Linked DNA regions of Mus musculus: region 1 is linked to region 2. Evidence: chromatin loops called from intact Hi-C (ENCODE). Cell type or tissue: heart. All regions are shown on one strand. Region 1 overlaps Cep85l (centrosomal protein 85-like). Region 2 has its middle 5.6 kb from the start of Gm40649.

What was found. A loop is a pair of places that touch in the nucleus more often than their neighbours do. Peaks named below come from ENCODE experiments on the same cell type or tissue, not always from the same donor. Only the 100,000 strongest peaks of a DNase experiment are listed, where the experiment ranks them.
Region 1: it touches region 2 in a loop (9-fold over the local background); 5 of 42 quality-filtered maps call a loop at or near these places.

The regions. Positions count from the first base shown.
Region 1 is chr10:53,330,481-53,335,480 of GRCm38, forward strand. The region is part of intron 3 of Cep85l (centrosomal protein 85-like); the gene reads right to left. Among named protein-coding and RNA genes, the nearest start is that of Pln, 4.7 kb to the right of the region's middle. In heart, no CTCF peak of the experiment used is centred here; no DNase peak of the experiment used is centred here; H3K4me3 peaks cover 394 bases; H3K27ac peaks cover 3,819 bases.
Region 2 is chr10:53,173,080-53,178,079 of GRCm38, forward strand. No RefSeq gene overlaps it. Among named protein-coding and RNA genes, the nearest start is that of Gm40649, 5.6 kb to the right of the region's middle. In heart, no CTCF peak of the experiment used is centred here; a DNase peak (open chromatin) is centred at 3,092; H3K27ac peaks cover 1,946 bases.

The DNA of each region.
Region 1 (5,000 bases), 160 kb after region 2:
AGGCAACTGAGGAAAGCTGACAGTAGGAGAGGTGGCCCTCCCCAGGAAGAACACACCAAAAAGCAGTGCAGTGCCAAACTGCCAGGCCTGGAAACACACCCAAGTAACATCACATGATCCCAGTAGGTTTTATTTAGGAATTTATATTTTTATATATACATATACATGTGCATGCAGTAACAATTGAAAACAAATAGGCCACAATTTGAAGGAGAACAGGAAGGAGTAAATTGGAGGGTTTGAGGAGAAAAATACTGTAAGTAAAATAAGACTAAAAAAATTAACAAAATATATTTACAAATTGGTGCACAACTACACAAACCCTCTTCACAAACTGTCTATCCAGTCTTAATGTCAATACACTCTTTATGTAATATTTAATAAGAAAATAGATAATCTGCCTAGAATTGATGGATAGTTGAGAAAAATTAAATGTCTGGGCCTTTAAGTATCTAGCAAATTGACTAGAGGTGAACAGACAGCTCTCACCAAACCTTAAGGCTACACTCTAATGAGTTGCTTGCACTAAAGAACTCCTATCCTGTCTTCTCTATTATCAGAAAGACTTCCTGTTCACCCAAGGCTCAGATCATACTTAAAATATTGCTTAAATGTTTTCTCAGTCTTTTCTTCTCTAATCTTCTCCGTCTTCAATATTTAGCCAGTAATTCCCAAGCGTTTAATAAAAAAGAATCCTCAGGAGTTAGATAATGACACCCCCAGGAGGTATCTAGCCTACAAAAAAAAACCCACAACTTTGAGATACTTGTTAAATATTTAAATTGCTTAAATTTAATCACAACTTGTTACCCTAATTTCTTGTCAAAAATGTTTCTAGAAAAACTGATTTTCCTTTTCCTCCACAATTGTACTATTGTTTTATACACACACACACACTCCATACTCAATGGTAAGAACTATATAAATGATAATGTTCTTTACAAGAAGATAAGTTTTTTAAAAAATACTTTTAGGAAGCATACAGACATGTCTCAAAAGTATGCTCAGTGGCCAGCAAGATAATTCAGAGAGTAAAGATGCTTGCCACCAAGGCTGATGAGCTGAGTTCAATTCTCAGAAGCCATATGATCTCCACAAAGAGTGTGCTATTTGTGTGTATAAACACACACAATAAATGTTTGTAAAGTATACCTAAGGGTGAACACAAAGAAATAAATTCAATAAAACCAAAGTAAGTGTTTTTCTGAGTAAGGAGTTAGTGAAACGCAGCAAGACCCAGTGCTACATAAAGGTTCCTGTTAACATTAGTGCTGGGGTTTTGGGGAAAAAAACTGGGGTTTTGGGGAAAGGGCCTATCAGCTTATCTGTAACCTTTTACAACAGTTTCTATTAGTAGGCCAGGCTGGCCTCCAACTCAAGATCCTCTTCCTTCAGTCTTCTAAGTGCTGGACTTACAGACAGGTAGATACCATGCTTTTGTTCAAGTAAAGTGTATATTGAAATAAAACCTAAATTTAAACACTGTATAAAATAAAACTATACATGTGTGAAAGAGCCAACATTAAGAGTAATGCACCAAGAAATATTGCAAATCCACTGAAGAAAGAAAATAAAACTACTAATATTTTTAATTTGGTCTTTCTTGCCTTTTAAAATAATAATAACATGTTTTTTATTATTCTACTATCCTATGTGTCTTAATCATTTATATTCTTTTCCGCTAAATGAGCATTAAAAGATGGTTTTCCTAGCTGAAGGGGTCTGCAACCCTATAGGTGGAACAACAATATGAACTAACCAGTATCCCCCAGAGCTCTTGACTCTAGCTGCATATGTAGCAGAAGATGGCCAAGTCATCCATCACTGGGAAGAGAGGCCCCTTGGTATTGCAAACTTTATATGCCCCAGTACAGGTGAACATCAGGGCCAAGAAGTGGGAGTGGGTGGGTAGGGGAGCAGGGCGGGGAGAGGGTATAGGGAACTTTCGGGATAGCATTTGAAATGTAAATAAAGAAAATATCTAATAAAAAAATTGAAAACAAAAAAAGAGGGTTTTCCTAATATTTCTACAAAGTAACTCAAAATCATTTGATAATCTTCCCCAATGTGTTTAATTCTTCATTCAATAAGAATTTAAAAATCACTGCAGGCCAGTTATACACCAGATAATTGTACTATGAAGAATAAACAACAGCTGCATACGCCTGAGATCCCAGAACTAGGGAGGCTGGGGAAGAGAACTGTTTGAGGCTAGCCTGGATACATAAAAGGAACTTACTCCCTAAAACAAGTAAAGGAAAAAGAATAAGTGGCAAATAAAGTGAGTTCATAAACTGGCTCTCAAAGAGCTTGCAGTTTGCCCAGCAGATAAAGTAACAGACAACAGCATGGGTAAATGTAAAATGGTTTAGTAAAGGCTAGGGAAAGCTTCCCAGACAGATAATCAACGAAGCACTCTGGTTCTAATGGGACATTCTACAAGAAGTACCCTGGCTTAAAATAGAACAGTAACCTGTCCACAGGGTCACAAAGAGCTACACAGAGTCAGAGCACAAGGCACAGAGGAATGTGATAAGAGGCAGGACAAAGCAGATAAGGTCAAAAAGAACAAGCTAAAATGTTTAATGTCACCTGCTGAAAAACCAAAGGGGATGTCTCGGCCACAGAAGCCCCCATCACAAGAATTATATAGTTTTGTGACCCACAGATCCTTTTCATAAAGTGCTGAATCATAATGCTTTGTTCTCAGAAAGTTTTTACATGCATAAAACAAAATACACAGAATTCTAAATAATTCTAGATAGTCCACACTTCAGTAGTAGTATATAGTTAGTGTAGAATGGATTTCTTTTGATAGGGTTTGGGGCACACTGCCCCAAAACACAGCATCTTGGCATGTAGCTCCATCAGGAAAGCCACTTTGACCTTCCACTTGCTTCAACCCTAAAGCAAAACAAGCAACCTAGGAAGTCACCCTGATACTTCGCCACCCTTATCCCACTCAAACAGACCTCGCTGTTGGTGTTCTCCCTATGCCCAATATTATACTCTCACAGATGCCTAGAAATATTGTACTTATCACTACTTTAAAATGACCATAAATAGATCTGCCTATAGAAATTACAAAATGTGCCTGGCATGGCAGTGCACACCTGCAAGATCAAGAGATCCAGGGGAAAATGTAAACAGATTCACCCTGCTAAGTTCCCTCATGGACTATTACAAGATCACACTCCTGTTATTCAATCATACTTCTCCATTACTACCTACTATTTCTACTGAACCTAACTTTAAAAACAAAACAAAAAACCCCACAAGGTTATTTGTTTCTTTGGGCCATTTATGTAAAACTTAAATGTGCATTTTTTTTCTTGTTAACCTGTCCTTTGTCTTAATCGTGAACCTAGCAATGAGAGAGGAAAAGAGGCCTGCACTTTTACACTTCCAAAGAACAGTTCTGAAGGAGGAAAAAGAGTAACTTTTCCTCGGAAGAAACCTGAAAAGGCCTACACTTGTGCTAGATGATCAAGGTTAACAACTGTGATCATTATGTCAGCTTAACAGACCCTTGATAGAGAACACAATGAAGCACTCTTACCCCTCTCACCTTCATACCAGAAACACAGAAACCAGCCTAACCATGAGAGAAACATCAAACAATCACGACTTAGAGACATGCTACAAAATATCTTATTATTCTTCAAAACTACCAGGATCATTTAAACTGGAAGTTTGGGGACGTTGTTAGAAACAAGTATGCAGATAAGAGACATGATTACTAAATATCGCTTTTTAAAAAGAGAGAGAGACATTAAGGAAAATATGAGAAATCCATATTGAGCAATGACATTACTGAAAATACCTGTCAGCATCTGGACAACTGTTGAGATAGACAGACCATACTAACAGAGAACACTAAAATGAGAAGCTGGATGGAGAGTATATAGAAGCACTGCACTATCTCTGCCACAACTCTATAAAGTGAAAACTATTCATTTAAAAGGTAAAGTGTGTGGGATTGGAAAAAAATCTTTAATGCTGTGACATAGTAATATATATATATGCCTTGTCGGTGCATTACATTTTTTTAAATTAGATTTTTGGGTTTTATGTAGCCCAGGCTGGTCTTAGGCTTGCTACATAGCTAAGGATGACCTTGAAACTCATTCTCCTCCTGCTGCTACCTCCAAAGATCTAGGAAACAAGTATGCACACCTCGACTGATACATTAAGTAATATTAGCAGGCCTAATTATGGCAATTTCAAAGTAGTGATAAATGCAGTATTTCAAAAAGTCTTAAGTTGCCATGATAGATTTCCTGTGGTATCTTTGGGGGTTGGTTCCAGATCTTAATCTGAATCTAAAATCTGCACATGCTCAAGGCCTTATAAAGATGGCACATTATTTTCACAAAACATATCCACATCCTCCTATTTACTGTAAATCACTTCTACAGGACATATTGAATTTAATGGAAATTATATGTAAGTAGATATCAAATTATCATTTATGGAATAGTAGAAGAAAGGGTCTGTGTACATTTGGAATGCACCTTGTCCTCTTTCCCTTTGCTGTTGGATGGACCCACGGATGGAGAATCCACAGATTGACACTAAACCCTATAACATTATCTGCCAAATTATTATTAGCAAGAGCCAAATGCACTGCTAGCATTTTAGTAGCTTATAGTCTACAGTAAAAAAATGAATGAACAGTGCTTTCCTCACTTCAGCTCCTCCCACTGTTGGGAGTTTTTCTCACTTTCCCTTAATAAATCTGCCTGCTCTGCAGAAAACAAAACTGAATAAACAAACATTTCACTGAGAGCTTAGTGAAAATCACAAGTAACTGTTTCCACAGCATGTTCAAGGGCCTGAGCTATGGCTACCCACGGCCATGTCACCAGTTCACTTTCTGAAGGCAAAGGACACTGAGCACTAACATGAAACAGATAACTTGCCACAGTCTGGGACCATCACTGGATACACTTCTTGCTGCTAACCCTCAGCTGCAATACCATTCCACACATCTCTTTGTG
Region 2 (5,000 bases):
AAGCTAAGAGCCAATACCCTGAGTAGGATTGCCTGGACTCCTGAACAGATGAAGAATGACTTGGGTCCATTTCAGATTCTCAGGGAGGTGCAGGGGGTGCATGCAGGAAGTGGAGGGGGCTGTCCAAAGAGGAAACAGAAGTAAAGGTATTCCATTTGTGCCTGCAGATGGAAGGTCTAACCTGGGGGAAGCTTTCCGCATTGCTAACAATGACGTTCTTGAGCAGGGAGGGCAACATCATTTGGGGGCCTTTAGGCAATTCTTTTCTTTGAAGATGAATTGTTTTATTTGGTCAAAGTTTAAAAGAAGATGCTCTTGATGCCACAAGCCTCTCCAATTACCAATGCTTAATTAGAAAACAACGAAGCATCTTTGTAAAATCATTTTAGATCTATGGGTATCTTAAGAATTCTTCAAAACATGTACCTCTCTACTAAATAGCAGGTCAACTCCCAAAATTGTGGCCTTCAATATTAATGCCAAGTAGACAGCTACAAGAGTAAACAGTAAGGAGCGCTGGTAGAGATGCTCCGTGTTCTTCTGGCCTCTCAAGTCCCAACTGACCCTCGGCAGCTCTGAAATACCTCCCACTCTCACTGAATCCATTCTGAAGAAAAGGCTGGCCTTCCCAAGCACCAGGGACACCCTCAGAAACCAGACAGAGCAGAAACACCCTGCAACTTTTTTGATACCCCACCCCTAGCTGAAGGCAACCTGACAATCAGTAGCTGCTGAACAGGAAAAATCTCCTTCGGCTATTCAGTCCCAAGTGATCAACCCTAAACACGTGCACATATGGGAACACAAAATAGACTCAGTAGAATATGTATATGATGTATATATAGACATATATGTATACGTGTATCTGCATGTGTATATGTCAGATATATGACATATATAGTCATCAATTTGAGAGTGAGTTGGAGTTGAGTGAGAGCATGAGAAGAGTTGGAAGGGAGTAGTGAAAGTTTTGCTTTCTATTTTATTTTATTTATTCACTTTTCATCTAAGTCACAGCCCCCACCTCCCTCCTCTCCTCCCGTTATGAATCTCTCCTCTCATTGCCCTCTCCCCTTCTCCTCAGAGAAGGGGAATCCACCCTGGGATACCACCCTACCCTAGGGTATCAAGTTGCAGCAGGACTAAGGTCATCCTCCTCCACTAAGGCCCAACTAGGCAAGCCTGTTAGGGGAAGGAGATCCAATGGCAGGGACCAGAGTCAGACAAAACCCCACTTCAACTGTTAGGGGACCCACATGAAGGCCAAGCTTCACATCTGCTACAAATTAAAAACCCAGTTATGGTGTGTGAATATGTTTTTGTTTTAATCCCAGGTGTGGAATAGGGGGCTGCTTCAGATTGCCCACAGCTGTTAACTATGATTGTGTTGTGCTCGGGTGCTGTGTGATTTTTGACAGTAGCAGATAGTTTAATTCGGGAGGACTCTGAAGAGAATGTAAATGTGAGAGCCCTGAGATGGTGCAGCTCCTCACTGCTGTTGCTGGTTCCCGCTGCTGCTTATCTTTAATAATCTATCTATCTATCTATCTATCTATCTATCTATCTATCTATCTATCTGTCTGTCTGTCTGTCTGTCTGTCTGTCTGTCTGTCTGTCTGTCTATCTGTCTGTCTATCTATCTACATCCCAAATGCTGTCCCTTCCAGGTCCCCACTAAAGAGTTACCCCCCCCCACCTCATTTTCTTCCCCTTCACCTCTGAGAGGGCAACTCCCATATCCCTCCAACCTGGTGCATCAAGTCTCTGCAACATTAGATGTATCCTCTCCCACTGAGGCCAGAAATGACAACCCTCTGTTACATATGTGTAGGGGCCTCAGCCCAGCCTGTATATGCTCTTTGGTTGTTGGTACAGTCTCTGGGAACTCCCAGGAGTCCAGGTTAGTTGATACTGTTCTTCTTCCCATTTCCTTGAGAGCCTTCAACCCTTTCCCTACGTCTTCCATAGGGGATTCTGAACTTTGTCCAGTGTTTGTCTGTAGGGTATCTACAGCTGTCTCAGTCAGCTCCTGGGTAGATCCTCTCAAAGGGCTGCTCTGCTAGGCTCCTGTATATAAGCACAAAATGGTAATGGAAAGCAGAGGGAGGGAGGGACCTGGGAAGGAGAAGGGAGGGCAATGGAGTTAGGGGACAGGATCAGTCATGGGGAGAGACAGGAAAGAGTCCCAGAGGGCCAGTAGAATAAATGGAAATATGCAACTGTTGGGGAGCTAGGTGGGGTTGGGGGTTTCTCTAGGAAGTCCCAGAGACCTGGGATGAGGGAAGCTCCCAGGAGTTAATGCAGGTCACCTTAGCAGAAATGCTCAACAGTGGGGAAAAGGAACCTGAAGAGACCACCTCCAATAGCAGACAGGACCCCCCCTCCAGTGGAGGGATGGGGACACCAACCCACCTACAAAACTTTTGATCCAAAATCGGTCCTGTCCAAAAGAAATGCAGGGGCACAGATGGGGCAGAGACTGAAGGAATGGCCAACCAATGATCGATTGAGACCAGTCCCATAAGCAGGCACCAATTGCTCACACTATTAATGATGCTACTACTGCTTTTCATGTTGCTGGATTGCTGGTTTGCTTGTTTGCTGCATTGTCAGATATTCTGATGACAAAGATTGGACTTGCTCCAAGAGATCCAATGCCCCTAATCAGCAGAGAACCCTTTCCCCTCTAAATTTCTTTCTCTCCTACCTAGTGTTGGGAGGAGGGCGTTGGAAGGGATTAGGATGAAGTAAGGCTTGGAAGAGAGGTAGAGATATAAGAACCCAATAATGTAGGATTTAAAAATATGCCAACAGAGGGGGTAGAAATTATATAAAAGTTATGCATGAAATTCTCAAAAGAAATAAAAATGTAAAAATCTAAAATCAAGATAAATATTGTGTTTACTGCATAATGAGTCATGCACTGCAGCCTCCAAGTACCAAGCGTAATGGTCAGAGAAAAAGCAGGTGCTGTTCTGGTATGATAGACATCATTATCACATGCTATGTGGAGTGTGTAGAGAGGCTTCTTGGCTCCTCTTGAATCCTGGAATTGTGTTTCCAACAGGCTTTCAGCAGCTATGGCTCTGGATCACCTGTCTGGTGACCAGAAGCCTGGATCCAACATCGTGTGCCTCCCCAGATAATGAGGTCAAATGTGCCAGACCTGCCAGGTCCCTGATAACTGGCTCATTAACATCTCCAAATGATAGCACTTTGATTAAACTTCACATCTCTGCCTGTTCCCCATCTTATTCCTTCTAAAATTAGAGCTGGTATTTTGCAAATCATGCCCTTGCTTAAACTTTTAGGCTGGTTCACGGGCAATGGAAGATCATGATGTTCCTTGAATATTATCCCCAAGGACAGAGTTTTCTGGGTCGTAAAACCTTAGGTTTTCACTCAAACCTCCATTGGAATACACATGGGTGCTTAATGCCAACAAAATATCACATACAGAATAAGCTTCAAACATCAGAACTCTGAGCTTTTATAGGATCCTGCCTCTGAATGGGATGCATAACATTTGCTTTGTTAGCATGGCACTGCAGTTTTCCTTTTAGCAAAAGGAAAGAATGTCACTCCTGAAACCAGTAGAAAGAACAAAAGTACCGTCATGATTATTACTCCCACCCCCAGTGTTCTATTCCACAGCATCACTTTATTTGAAACTTTCAGCTACCAAAGTCAATTTCTCCTATTTTGATTTGAGAACACAAGATATAAAATCACATAAGACCCTGGACCTAGGAAGTGAAGATCTTGTCAGAAGAGAGTTATCTCTAGAGCCCCATGAAAACTGAGTCACAGAAAGCCAAAGGGCAGACCCCTGAAAATCCGATGGCAAGTGAAGGAAGCTGAGCACAGGATGCCAGTGACAGCCAGGAGACTCTCAAAATGAACATTTATATATTGAGGTCCAGGCGCTGGCCCTTGGTTACCTACAAGAGGACCACGATGAGGTTGCAAAGGTTATATCAGGGGATGAGAAGAGAGAAAATGAAGGTCGTGTGGGTTCGTGGACTTGGGATATATTAATGTGAACATACGTGTGGATTTTGAAGCTCACAGAATGGAAGGAGTAATGCTGAACTTGAAGCTGAGAGCCATAACCATTGTCTTCCTGTGTATGCACACTATGAACAAGGTCACCTAAGATATAGGTGGGACTCAGAAAGAGAGAGAGGAAGGTCATGATGAGCTGAAACCTATGCAGCTGGGTCCTAGAAACCTGCTGAGGCCAGTGAGGGAATGAAGAAAGAACATACACACAGACAGACATACAAAGAGGCTGGGATTAGGTGGGGTCATGCATTCTAATGGAAACATACTAGTAGCAGTCTGGAAACTCAATATTTTTATTTTGTACACTTAAATATAAGAGGTGAGTTATATTGTCCACAGCTGAACATGAAGGACACGAACTAGCTAATCCCAGGAGGCATTCTTTATCAGGGAGCAGTCTCAGGTTCCAATCATCTGAGTGAAAGAATTTGTGGTCAGTAGTTTCTGCACGCACTGGTTTTAGCTAAAGGTCAATCATTTGTCAGCACTCATACTTGGACTATAAGAAGGATTTTGCCATCCCTCAAACCTGAGCAGAGGAAGGCTTTTTTTCCCATAAATTTGGAAGAAACAACCAAAAGTTTAGAAGTGAAATCAACTAGGAAGAGACAGGAATGATACAGTCTGAATGACAGGGATCTTTAGCTAATATAATAAAGGGATTATCTGGAGTGTCAACTGTCCTGTTACTTCTTACTTCCCACCCTCTGACCTAAGACTAGGACTGGTAAAAATTTTAAAAAGATGTTTAGAAGTTAGGTCAGCTTCTTCCTCCCAGCCCCATGTGCCCAGCAATAAATCTCAGACTCAAAATATATTTACAAATACTTTGACCATATTTGCAGGTCTCTGCCCTTTTTGCCCACTTGAGTAGAAGAGAGTTTCTCTGACCTTCAGCCTACACGTGGACCTGCCAGCATTCTATCTGAAGTACA